2 separate regions of the Homo sapiens genome follow, and region 2 is linked to region 1. Evidence: chromatin contacts called from ENCODE Hi-C or POLR2A ChIA-PET data. All regions are on one chromosome and are shown on one strand. Each heading gives the region's core, a stretch centred on a gene start or an enhancer-like site at or near the end of the contact. The rest is flanking DNA. Distances are from core to core; before and after follow the strand shown.

The links. A loop is a pair of places that touch in the nucleus more often than their neighbours do. ChIA-PET counts read pairs that join two places held with the same protein, here RNA polymerase II (POLR2A). Pooled maps may share reads with other maps.
Region 2: a pooled map shows a loop between it and region 1 (6-fold over the local background). The contact joins the promoter of DSN1 here to the promoter of AAR2 in region 1. A Hi-C loop is called at or near these places in 6 of 50 pooled maps. POLR2A ChIA-PET finds 5 or more read pairs at or near these places in 2 of 52 experiments (T-cell and activated B cell).

Annotation. Positions count from the first base shown.
Region 1 is chr20:36,235,050-36,241,794 of GRCh38, reverse strand. It overlaps AAR2 (AAR2 splicing factor), which reads right to left and starts at 5,317. Exons shown (of 4, transcript NM_001271874.2): 1 at 5,292-5,317; 2 at 1,170-1,974. The coding sequence starts at 1,926. LOC105372602 (a long non-coding RNA gene) reads left to right here and starts at 5,329. Exons shown (of 3, transcript XR_936695.2): 1 at 5,329-5,437.
Region 2 is chr20:36,769,713-36,776,114 of GRCh38, reverse strand. DSN1 (DSN1 component of MIS12 kinetochore complex) reads left to right here and starts at 2,352. Exons shown (of 11, transcript NM_001145315.2): 1 at 2,352-2,453; 2 at 4,642-4,690; 3 at 4,922-5,242. The coding sequence starts at 4,657. LOC124904894 (a long non-coding RNA gene) reads right to left here and starts at 980. Exons shown (of 2, transcript XR_007067574.1): 1 at 897-980. RefSeq lists enhancers at 1,501-2,047, 2,007-2,086, 2,097-2,236, 2,367-2,426, 2,048-2,593 and a silencer at 5,104-5,269.

The DNA.
Region 1 (6,745 bases), core at 4,068-6,567:
ATATGTATATATATTTTTGAGACGGCTCTTGTTGCCCAGGCTGGAGTGCAATGGCGAGGTCTTGGTTCACTGCGACCTCTGCCTCCTGGGTTCAAGTGATTCTCCTGCCTCAGCCTCCAGAGTAGCTGGGACTACAGGTGCACACCACCCAGCTAATTTTGTATTTTTAGTACAGATGGGGTTTCACCATGTTGGCCAGGCTGGTCTCGAACTCCTAACCTCAGGTGATCCCCACCGGCCTCAGCCTCCCAAAGTGCTGGGATTACAGGTGTGAGTCACCACACCCGGCCACTTGATGATACAATAGAGAAAACAGGGAGCATCTCAATGGTCCATAACAGAGAACTGGTCCAATAACTATGGAACATGAAACAGCCACTAAAAAAGTGACTGTTAGTGACATGAAAAAACATTTATATTAAGGCAGATTACAAAGTAATAATATACTTCAATCCTGTTTTTATAAAAACTCATATATATACAGACACATATACTGAATTTTTAAGACTGAGAGGAAGTACATAGAAATAAACAGAGAAGACATTGAAATGAAATACATAGAAATACACAGAAAAAAAGGAACGTAAATATACCAAACTGTTTAAATGGTTATTTCTAAGTAGTGAGATTTGAAGTAAATTTTGTTTTTCTTTTATGATTATTATCTATCATTTTTGTAATAAAAGGGAAGGTAACAATAAAAACTGTAATGATTAAAAAAAAAATCACTGTCCTGTTCTAAGCCAGTTGAGAGACCAACATCTTGAGGGTCAGGAGCAAACTGAGCAGGCAGGTGAGAGGCTACAACGAACACAGGTCTGGCCCAGAAACCAAGAGTCCTGGGTTCTCGTCTCAGTTCAGCCACTCAGTGGGCCAAATCTTTTCCTTCTGTAGGACTGGGCTCTATCAGTGGTTCCCAAACAGAAGATTATCTGCACCAGGTTCACCTAGGATGTTTGTTTATTAGACAGATAGAAACTGCGGAAGCCCCACTCCAGATCTCTCAAATCGAAATCTCCAGGGCTAAGGGTAAAGACACACCTGTATCTTCAGCCTCCTAGCCAGGTTTAGTTGCTGCTGGACTAACACAAGATGTACTCCCTATTCCAAAACACCTCTGCTAATATCCTCCCCTTGGCCCACTCCCAAAGAGCCTTGTTCCTTCTCACCAAGCACATCCTGGGGGCTGCTGGGGAACTGCTTGTTGAGCACAGTCTCCAGGGCATAGCTCAGGTCCATGCTGTGCTTGGTTATCTCAGCTGGCGTGGCACCCTCTGGGAACATCTGCGTGGGCAGCTCTGAGAAGCGGATCTCTGTCCCGGCTCTGGGCTTCATCTCTGGTAGCCGGGCCAGGCCCTCTTGGTAGCTTTTGCACTCAATGCCACAGCGGGGTAGATTCTGCCCCACGCGGTCCTTGGTGTGCTTCATGGAGAGCACAGGTAGCACATCGGAAAAGGCACAGATCTGTCGATTCTCGGGCTGTAGCTTCTCCACTGTGGCTTCGCTGATGAAGTTGGTGAGTGAGATCCACTTCTTCAGGGTGGCATATGGGTAAGGCCCCAGGAACTGGTCCAGCTCCTGGAGGTTGGCCCTCATGGCCTCCACCTCAGACTCTGGGGCTGGGGACAGGTCTACCTCTTCCCTGAGTGTGCTCCAGCGCAGCACTGTCAGCCCCCGCTGGTGCAGGCTAAGGAAGAAACCCATACGAGGGCCTACTTCCTTCGGATTAGCCTTGTCCACAGAGCTGTAGTGGAGGAAGTGGATGCCTGGAGGGATCATCTTCACGCCCCGGAACTTGGGCCCGACCTCCCAGGAGTTATAGTCAATCCCAAACTCTGTTCCCTTGGGCATGTTCAGGATGACCACAGTGGCCCCTTCAAAGAAGAGGCGCTTGGCTAGCTCAGGATCCATCTGCACGGCAGCCATGGGGCCAGTGGTGGGTGACCAAAAGAACCCTTTTTCTTTGATGAACAGCTGAGAAAGAAAGAAACCAGAGTTAATCAGAACGTGGGGGAAAGATGCTTCATTTGCTAAGCATTCTGTATGTGCCAGATATTGAGTTAGACCCCTGACATAATTATTTCCCTTAATCCTCATGACAACCCTGCATTGAGTTTACAGATGAGAAAAACGAGGATTAAAGGAAAGGATTTTTGTGTTTTGGCTTAACATGCAAGGACACTCACTTCACAGCTATAAGATACCAGTGAAAGAAAAGTGACATGCTCATGGTCATACCAGGACCCAAATTAGAATCTGGATACCCTGCCTGCAGGCCAGTGTTCTGTCCACCGTCCATTCTTAATATCTTCTCAGATCTCTTTCTCACAACAGAGGGTGAGGGTGGAAAATGCCTGGACAGGTCACTCTAAACTATATGCCTACATCATTTAAAACTACAATTCTGCCAAAAAACTATCCCAAAAGATTTGGAAAGATTAAATCAAGTACATATCCAGTTTCCCATAAGCCTCAGGGAAGGCCCAGAAATGGACAGACGGTAGCAAGTGGAGGCTCAGCATCTAAAGTTTGTTCAGGGTCTAGAGAGCTTTCCTACCACAAATCTCCCCTCTTCTTTCACTCATAAAAAACCTAAACTCCAGGGAGTGAAACAACTTCCCAAAGAGCCCACAATCAGTGGTGGCTCTGGACCATTCATCCAGAATGAATTCAGGTGGTAAAGCTAGCCTAGGAAGAGAAAGCTGGCCAGAAGAGAAAGAGCTTAGTACACTTATTTTACCTACTTCTGAATATCCCAGACATTGCCTCTGGGATATCGGCAAGAATGGTACCAACATGAACAAATGTAAACAAACCATTATGCAACCTTCTAGTCCTAAGATACCTACCTGACTAATTTAACAAATACTCACTGAGTGCCTGCATTGTGCCAGGATCTTTGCCAGGCCCCCAAAAAACATCACAGATTAAGACAGTCACTGCCCTCTAGGCAATTCCAATCTAGCCAAGACGTCAAAATTTCACACACAGAAAAACGAGCTGCCTGTTTAATTGTTTACTTTTTTTTTTTTTTTTTTTGAGACAGGGTCTCGCTCTGTCACCCCAGCTGGAGTGCAGTGGCGTGATCTCGGCTCACTACATCGTCCACCTCCCGGGTTCAAGCAATTCTTGTGCCTCAGCCTCCCAAGCAGCTGAGACTACCGGTGTGTGCCACCACACCTGGCTAAGTTTTGTATTTTTAGTACAGAGAGGGTCTCACCATGTGGCCTAGGCTAGTCTGGAACTCCTGACCTCAGTGATCTGCCCGCCTCGGCCTCCCAAAGTGCTGAGATAACAGGTGTGAGCCACCATGCCTGGCCCTGTTTACCCTTTTTACTTTAAATAAAGCAGTGCAGAAAGGAAGACCAATCCTTTTCCAAAAATAAGAGCACATTTTATCATTGTTACCTCAAAACCACCACAAATGACTCTTACCCTGAATCAGCACTTTGTGTTTCACCAAACTGCAAGTCACAATCCATTAGTGGATTAGGAAATCAATGTGAAGGTCTCAACCAGCATTATTTTTTAAACGAAAATAACAGAATTTTTGAAATATCACAATACATCATGAGTAGTAAAGCTAAGTACTGTTTTCTGGAGCTTTGTGTGTTTGTGTGTATACTTGGTTGTGCCATAAAATGTATTCGTTACTGTAGGTCACAGTCATAAAAGTTTGAAAGACTCTGCTCTAAATAATTCGTATCAACAGGCCGGGCGTGGTGGCTCACGCCTGTAATCACAGCACTTTGGGAGGCCGAGGCGGATGGATAATGAGGTCAGGAGTTTGAGACCAGCCTGGCCAATACTGTGAAACCCCATCTCTACTAAAAATACAAAAAAAATTAGCCGCGCATGGTGGTGTGCGCCAGTAGTCCCAGCTACTTGAGAAGCTGAGGCAGAAGAATTGCTTGAACCTGGGAGGCAGAGGTTGCAGTGAGCTGAGATCACACCACTGCACTCCAGCCTGGGGGTCTGAGCGAATTCCGTCTCAAAATAATAATAATAATAATAATAATAATAATAATAATAATAATAATAATACGTATCATCTTCCTATTTGTAATCCTGAATTCAGAAAGTATTTAATATTTGCTGAATGAACAGATATTCCATTTACAATAACAGCTCATCAATTAGCCATTTTCCCTTGTGACATCTGTGTGCTCCTCCTTGATAATGACGTTTCTTTCATGCTAATTCCACCAGTCTGTAATTCTATTCACTATATCTCCAGCAGCTGGCACAGGGCCTAGCACAGAGGAGATGCTAGGAAAACGTTTATTAAATATGCATAGAACTCTGCAGTCTACCAGCCCCTGTCACTGACAGCTCTGTGAGTTCCTCACAGTCCTGGAACACCTAAAGTCACATCCATCCACTTCTCTCCACCACCTCCCTAATCCAAGCTACCATCGTCCCTCACTCAGAGTGCTTGCTCCTCAACCCATTCTCCATTCAACAGCAGTAACCTTTTCAAAATGCCAATCTAATCACAACACCACCCATGTCAGCTTCTGAGTGGTTTCCCATATGGTTCTTGAAAAACCAGAATTCTTCCTATTACCTACAAAGCCTGCACGGTCTGACTCCTGGCAACCCCTTTAGCTTGTGTCACACAATGGTCCCCCACAAGCTCTCTGTTCCAGCCACAACGGCCTCTTTCAGAACCTGAAATTGGAGGCTGTCTCCATATAGAAAACTCTTCCCTCCCCACTTTGTCAAATCCTTTTTTCTGATCTCAGCTCAATATTCACCTCCTCAGTAAAGGTTCCTTGCCCTGGGGCTAGGTCAGGTCTCCTGTGATATAATCTGGGGTGCCTTGTACCTTTCCGTCTCAATGATCACAACTGCAGTTTTGGATGTTTGATTGAAGGCTGTCATCGCCACGAGACTTGAGTCCTGCTGTATCCCTAGCACAGATTCAACGCTTAGTAAACATTTATTTAATACAAGTATGATATCCATTTTGTAAACGAGAAACAAAGCCTCAGTTCGGGGAAAGACCTTACTGGAAGTCACGCAGAGAGTAGGGCAGAGCCAGGTCGAGTGCAATCAGGGTCTCCGGCCCCCAGGCTCTAAAGTTAAGAAAACCGCGACGTAACTCTGGCGACGGCTTCTCAGGAAGGGCCTCCAGAGACACCAGCGTCCCACAAACAGAGAACCAGCCGCCCCGGCGAGGTGGGCCTAGTTCAAGGCACTCCGTGACTCTGAGCCGAGAAGAGGGGCGGCCCAGCCACACATACACAAGGAATCAGGAAAGGAAAAAGAGGCCAGGAGGCCACACTCACCGCCTCGCCCCACGTTCCGGTACAGCGGAAACGCACCGGAAGTTCTCCAGCTTTGGCGTCTGACTGGAGCGACGGGGGAAGCGGTCCGGCAGAGCCCTGGGTCGCGGGAAGAATGGCCCGTGCCTGCAGGTTCCGCCGGATGCAAGGTTGCCTTTTGTTATTCTTAGTTTCTCGTTTTAGCTTCTGAATTGTGAACAACTTTCATTAACCTATGCATTTTATATCCCCGTCCAGAAACACAGCCACCAGCCATCTTACTTTGGGCTCAAGCAGTCATGGTCACTAAAGCACAGCCAAGGCTTGTACCAGTGGCTACTATTCAGAAGTAGCCAGTCAGGCGCTCGGTCACTGTCTTTGTCAGCCAGTCTCTATCCCGGTCACAGTGTCTCAGCTTCCAGTCACACTCAGCCCTCGGGGAGAGCCTCAGAAACCCAGCCACCAGCCCAGAGAGAACCAGCGTCAGCCTCCGCTGCTGCAGCAGCAGCGGTCGCCACCTCAGTCCCTCTGGCCATTATCACCCCGTGTCCTTCCTGCAGGCCAAGTCCTAACATCTCAGTCAGGCTATCAACGCACTAGGGAAGGAATCTGCCTGTCTTGTTCCTCACTGTTTCCCTGGAACCGAGCACAAAGCCAGGCACAAAAGCTCAGCTGAGTACATATATTATGCATTTAATTAATAATGATGATAATTTGGTATTAATAAATAACTATTTGTGGGTCTAACCCTGCACTATTAATCAGGGTTCCACCAAAGATACAGAGCCAGTAGGAGATCTATATTAAGTGATTTATTGCCAAGAATTGGCTTATGTGATTTTAGGGCAGGCCACTTGGGTATTTCTTTTTTTGAGACGCAATCTCACTCTGTCACCCAGGCTGGAGTGCAATGGCGCTATCTCGGCTCACTGCAACCTCCACCTCCTGGGTTCAAGCCATTCTCCTGCCTCAGCCTCCCAAGTAGCTGGGATTACAGGCGCCCACCACCGTGCCTGGCTAATTTTTGTATTTTTAGTAGAGACGGGGTTTCATCTTGTTGGCCAGGCTGGTTTCGAACTCCTGACCTCAGGTGATCTGCCCACCTTGGCCTCTCAAAGTGCTGGGATTACAGGCATGAGCCACCGTGCCCGGCCCACTTGGGTATTTATAATCCTTGCACTAACCCTTGTAAGGTATGTGTATTCCCAATTTGCAGAAGAGAAAACTGAGGTTCAAAGAGATGTTACACAGCCAGAGAATGGCAGAGCTAGAATGCAAACCAAGGGCTGTCTGTTCTTATCTCTTGTGCTGCTGCTCCTTAGCTTGTCTGTCACATTTCCTCAGTGACAGCTGGACACGCCAATCTGTCTCGGTCAAAATTTATCTCTTAGTGGGTTGCAGACTAGACCGGGCCCTGCAGTCATGGTTAATCACAATGAGCTGCTGCAGGATTAACCAGAGACAGCCTCCATCAGTCA
Region 2 (6,402 bases), core at 1,103-3,602, 540 kb before region 1:
CTAAGATTGAGATGTTGACCAGATGAAGGCCATGGTGGTGTGTTGTAGGCACGGGACTGAGGGGAAGTGGTTCCAGGGAGAGGGAATACCATGTGTGAAAGCCTCGTAGAAAGAGAGCAGAGCAGAACTGGGGAACTGAAAGAAGAGGCTGGGTCAGATCACACAGTGCCTTTTTTCTTTTTCCTTTTCTTTTCTTTTTTCTTTTTTTTTTTTTTTTTTGAGATGAAATCTTGCTCTGTTGCCCAGACTGGAGTACAGTGGCATGTTCTTAGCTCACCGCAGCCCTGGCCTCCCAGGTTCAAGTGATTCTCCTGGCCTCCCAGGTTCAAGTGATTCTCCTGCTTCAGCCTCTCAAGTAACAGGGATTATAGGTGCATACCACCACACCTGGCTAATTTTTGTATTTTTAGTAGAGACAGGGTTTTGCTATGTTGGCCAGGCTGGTCTCAAACTCCTGACCTCAACTGATCCGCAGGCCTCAGCCTCCCAAACTGCTGGGATTAGAGGCGTGAGCCACCACACCCAGCCTAATGACACAGTGCCTTATAGGGGAAAAAAATGTGTGCCTCCTGTGGACAGGAGGGAGCCATGCAACAATTCAAAGCAGGGAAACGATGTAGAAGATGTATTGGGTCTGTATTCCATGAAATCATTTTCTCATTGTGCCCCAGGATGGCCAGCCCTAGCTGGGAAGGAACACTGAGTTCTCTTCCTGGCACGTTGACAGAGAGGAGTTTAAGAGGCAGGCAAGCATAAAAGGAACTGGGTACCTCTCAACCCCAGAAAGTGATATTCAGGGAGCCAAGGGCAAATCTCTGCTTTCAGAATGGCTGCTGCAGCCAGCAGGCTGGAACCACAGGGTGGAAATTTCAGGAAGGCAGATTTTTGTCTCCCACCAGAAAACTTTTCCAAGGACCACAACTGCTATGGAAGGATGACCACGGTCAGCTCCAGCTGCCTCTCTCCAACCCCTCTTTTGGACTGTGGGCTGCTTATAATTCAATATTTGGAAGTTTTTCTGTGAAAGAAAGGACTGTGCACATCCAAGGGGACATTTTGGTGGCGTCGTGCTGGGTGCTGAGGAAGCAGCCCGCTCTCTGGAGCCTCCTAGACCAGCATGGGATAGTGGAGCAGGAACAGATTGGGCTCCTGGGAGCACAGAAAGGACAGTTGGTTTTCAGCCTAAGGCCAGAGAGAATGCTTGGAGAGAAATCAATCATTCCTTAGCTGAGGCTTAAAATTCGAGGATGTGGCCGGGCGCAGTGGCTCATGCCTGTAATCCCAGCTCTTTGGGAGGCCGAAGTGGGTGGATCACTTGAGGTCAGGAGTTCGCGACCAGCCTGGCCAACATTTTTAGTGGCCGTCTCTACTAAAAATACAAAAATTAGCCAGGCGTGGTGGTGGGCGCCTGTAATCCCAGCTACTCGGGAGGCTGAGGCAGGAGAATCGCTTGAACCCGAACCCGGGAGGCGGAGGTTGCCGGGAGCCGAGATCGCGCCACTGCACTCTAGCCTGGGCGACAGAGCGAGACTCCGTCTCAAAATACAAAAAAATTGGAGGATGTAGCTAGGAAAAGCAGGGAAAGCCTTCCCAGGCAGAGGGAACAGCGCCTGGGAATATAGCGCCTCAAAGGGCATCTGATGCCCTGTCCCCGTCCTACCCCTAAGGACCAGCCCGACCTGCCGCACCCCCCGACCCCGACTAAGGACACTGCGACCACTTGGGGGCGCTGCGACCTCCTCCCGGGTGAAATGAAACCCGAGGGCAGGCCCCCACCCACCAAGCAAGTAAAGCAAGCCGTTTGAGGGAGTGGCCTGGAAATGAGAGAGAAAAAGTCCTAGAGCAGGAGTGGGATAGACTGTGAGGCAAACTGAGCTCAGAGCTCCAGTCCACCCTGGGGAGAGTCACGGTCCACATTTTGGGAGTTAAGGAGATAAAGGGAGTGGGAACCAGAGCCTAGCGACGGGGACAGGGCATCAGATGCCCTTTGAGGCGCTGTATTCCTCCGGCAAGAATCTCTCCGGGCCTCTGTTTCCCCCATCTTAGATGGGCTCTGGGGCCGTCGGGCGCAAAAGGACACGATAGTGTGGCGGGTCCCGGAAAGGGACTCCCGGGCGGGGTGTTGCGGGGAGGTGGTGACGTGGCCAGACAGGACCTAAAGGACTTGGACTAGAGGAGCGGAGCTGGCAGGAGCGTTGGACGGCGGTGTACGCATGCGCGTCGGGCGGCGGTGTACGCATGTGCATCGCCGGAGGCAGGCGTTCTGCGCGCGCGTGCCCGAGAAACTGACGGCCGCGCATGCGCCCTTGGTTGGCGGGAGTTTCGGAGGCGGTGACCGTGACGTAGAAGGTGGAGACCGCTTCACCCTGATCAGGGAGTATCGGCTGCGGGTGCGCAAGGCGTCCAGGAGTGACCTGGGGCTGTGGAGAGCGACCCGTGGCCTTGTGTTTCAGGTACGGAGGTTCCGGACTGGACGGGCGTCAGGAAGTCACAGACTTGTCCTCTGATGTGGCCCCGCCCGCCGCCGCACTAATCTCTTCGGCGTCGTACCCGTCGGCCCAGCTCGACCCGCCGCAGCCCCGGCCCCGACCGTGGACACTGGGGGTCCCCGAGGGCGCTGCGACCTCCTCCCGGGTGAAATGAAACCCGAGGGCAGTCCCCCTTACCGACCCCATTAGAGACGTATCTGCCGTGCCAGGGGTCTAGGCTCCAGAAACAGGGGTGAGGACTGGGTAGAGGGCTGGGGTTCGAATTGCCCCTGTGCCCCCAGGCTGGCTGTGTCACAAGCTTGGGCCAGGCTTTTTGCCCCTCTGAACCTCAGTTCCCCTGTCTGCAAAGTGGAGTTAATGGTGCTTACGGAGTTGTGGAAGGGATTAAGTGGAATAACGATGCAAGTAAAGCGCTTACATAGCACAGGTCCTAGCACAGAATAAGCGTTTAACAGTTGACAGTTGTTGCTTTTCTAAGCCTGGATCTGTGTGATACAGTCGTTATTATCCAAGCCTGGATTTGTGTGATATTGTCATAAGGACCGTGGGGGATTCAGATCCTTGACCGAGCCCTCCTTGTTATCTTTTCCTTTTTGTCCCTCTGCATATATTCATATCTTTTTACTTAGCACCCCCCACAGACAGATTTCTGCTGGGAGGGAGGGGACGATGAAGAGATGCCTAGGTGACATCCCTGCCTTCCAGGCAGTTGTTCCTGACAGTCACTAGGAATACAAATACAGCCTGGCTGGGGAGACAGACATGTAAACAGATTTTATAGCCAATGCTACGAAGGCCAAGGGGCATAACCACCAACTCTGCCAAAGATAAGTGATGTGAAAGCTTCATATTTGAGCCAGGTTGGGAAGGATGAATAAGTTTAACAGGTAGAAGGACAGATATGTGCAAAGATTCAGAAGTAGTACAGGGAATAGGACTGGGAGGAGAGAGCAGGAATGGGTAAATTGGGACTAGTTTACCTGAGGTGTTGACTACACTTTGGAAAAGTCCCGGCAACTGTCTGAAGAATAGACTGGGCCGGGTGTGGTGGCTCAGGCCTGTAATCCCAGCACTTTGGGAGGCTGAGGCCGGGCGGATCACCTGAGGTCAAGAGTTCGAGACCAGCCTGGCCAATATGGGGAAACCCCATCGCTACTAAAAATACAAAAATTAGCCAGGTGTGGTGGCAGGCACCTGTAATCCCAGCTACTCAGGAAGCTGAGGCAGGAGAATTGCTTGAACCTGGGAGGTGAAAGTTGCAGTGAGCCGAGACTGCGCCACTGCACTCCAGCCTTGGCGACAGAGTGAGATTCCACCTCAAAAAAAAACAAAAACAAAGAATAGACTGGAGACGGGCCGTTGGAGGTAGAAAAACTAGTGGAGAGACTATTAAGATAGTGGGAGGGACCAGAAATTATGAGACCTGAACTAAACTAGTAACAGTGAGGCTGGGCGTGGTGGCTCACGCCTGTAATCCCAGACTTTGGGAGGCCTAGGCTGGTGGATCACTTGAGGCCAGGAGTTTGAGACCAGCCTGGCCAACATGGGGAAACCCCATCTCTACTAAAAATGCAAAAATTAGCCAGGTATGGTGGTGCATTCCTGTAATCCCAGCTACTCAGGAGGCTGAGGCAGGAGAATCACCTGAACTGGGGAGGAGGAGGTTGCAGTGAGCCAAGATTGTGCTACTGTACTCCAGCCTGGGCAACAGAGCAAGACCCTGTCTCAAAATAATAAATAAACTAGTAACAGTGAGAATGGAGAAAAGATTTAGAGACTGTTTATAAAACAGTTAGGACTTTGGATCTGGAGAACTAAGAATAAGAAGTAATGGATGATGTGGTTTTTCTAGTTTGGAAGACCAGGTAGACCATAATGTCATCAATGGAATTAGGGACTAGTTAAACACAAAGTAACTGGGAAGTAAGGTAGGGTATGTGTTCAGGGAGATTTGAATATTTCTAGCAATAAAGTGTATAGAAATTCAGAAGAGGAGGTGATGGCCCCTGCTGATATTCTCTGTCAGGGAGGTGGATAAGGGTAGCTCAGAGAGGCTGGAAAGCACACGGCCTATTTATTCTGGGGCTGTAAAGCCCCATTGAGACTGCAGTGAAACGTGAAGAACAGATCACTTCCATTTTCCTATTTTCAGAGTTTACCACCTAGGATGACTTCAGTGACTAGATCAGAGATCATAGATGGTAAGTATTGTAGTGAAATTCAGTACCTCTTACCTTGGGTTCAGGCTTCTGAGCTATACCCAAATCTTTCCTGGCTCCTGGTAGATTTGGAATCACATACTCATTATTTGCAGAGATGCTTTCTTTATGTTTCCACGATCTAGGGGCATACATTTACTTTTTCCACTTTTTTGCACAAATAGTTGTGGCGGGCTTGATCTTGTATTTTGACTTTTTTATAACAAATACTAGAAAAAGGACCAGTGATGTCTAAGACTCATGATCATCAATTGGAATCAAGTCTCAGTCCTGTGGAAGTGTTTGCTAAAACATCTGCCTCCCTGGAGATGAATCAAGGCGTTTCAGAGGAAAGAATTCACCTTGGCTCTAGCCCTAAAAAAGGGGGAAATTGTGATCTCAGCCACCAGGAAAGACTTCAGTCGAAGTCCCTTCATTTGTCTCCTCAAGAACAATCTGCCAGTTATCAAGACAGGAGGCAATCCTGGCGGCGAGCAAGTATGAAAGAAACGAACCGGCGGAAGTCGCTGCATCCCATTCACCAGGGCATCACAGGTGGGGTGCTGTGTACACAAGACAGTGAGGTTCCAGCTCAGATAAGAGACAGGTTCCAGCTCAGATAAGAGGCAGTGAGGTATGGCAGAAAGTGTGGGAGAATAGACATGACTTGCTACTTTATAAGTACTGATGTCAAACACCTAGTAAATGTTCAGTATTACTGCTATTTCTTTTTAAGAGACAGGATGTTGCTGTTTTGTCTAGGCTGGACTTGAACTTCTGGGCTCAAGCAATCCTCCCACTTCAGCCTCCCAAGTAGCTGGGACTACAGGCGTGAGCCACTGCACCTGGCTTACTACTTATATTATATTATTAGCTGCCACAAATAAATTTCTAATTGTTCAATACTCACCTCTGCTAGGGTGAGAAACATTAAAGATTTCTTTCTGTGGTTTTCTGTCTCATACCCTAAAGTGGAGCAGAAGATAGTTGGGTTGATACCTGATTTTAGCCTTTATAACTGGAAATACCTCAGAGGGAAGATGCACATACAAATATCTAGAGTGGGCCAGGCACGGTGCCTCATGCCTATAATCCCAGCACTTTGGGAGGCAGGAGGATTGCTTGAGTCCAGGAGTTTGAGGACAACCTAGGCAAGATGGCAAAACCCCATCTCTACAAAAAGTTTTTAAAAAAATAGCAGGGCATGGTGGCACGTACCTGTAGTCCCAGCTACTGGAGAGAGGCTGAGGCAAGAGGATCACTTGGGCCCAGGAATTCAAGAAGGCAGTGAGCTATGATTGCGCCACTCAATCTATCCTGGGTGACAAAGTAAGACCCCTGTCTCTAAAAAACTTTGTCTCTTTTTCCCTATCCCCTCTCTCTTCCCTCCTCCCTCCCTGCACCCCACCCCTCTCCCTTCCCTCTTCCCTCCCTGCACCCCACCCACCCCCGCCTCACTTTCTTTCTCTCTCTGTCTCTCTCTCTCTGTGTGTGTGTGTGTGTGTGTGTGTGTGTGTGTGTGTGTATCTACAGTGAAAAACAGTTTTTAGGGATGCTATACAGAACGTGATTTGTGTCATTTTGTGTGAATTTACAATAGTAACTATATCTTAGCATCAAAGTACAGAACATAACGTGGAAAAGCTTGCATATTTCAGGAAGACTATACTAGCTCTGTGATGTTGAGTAAATTACTTAACCTTCTTTGTCTTAAG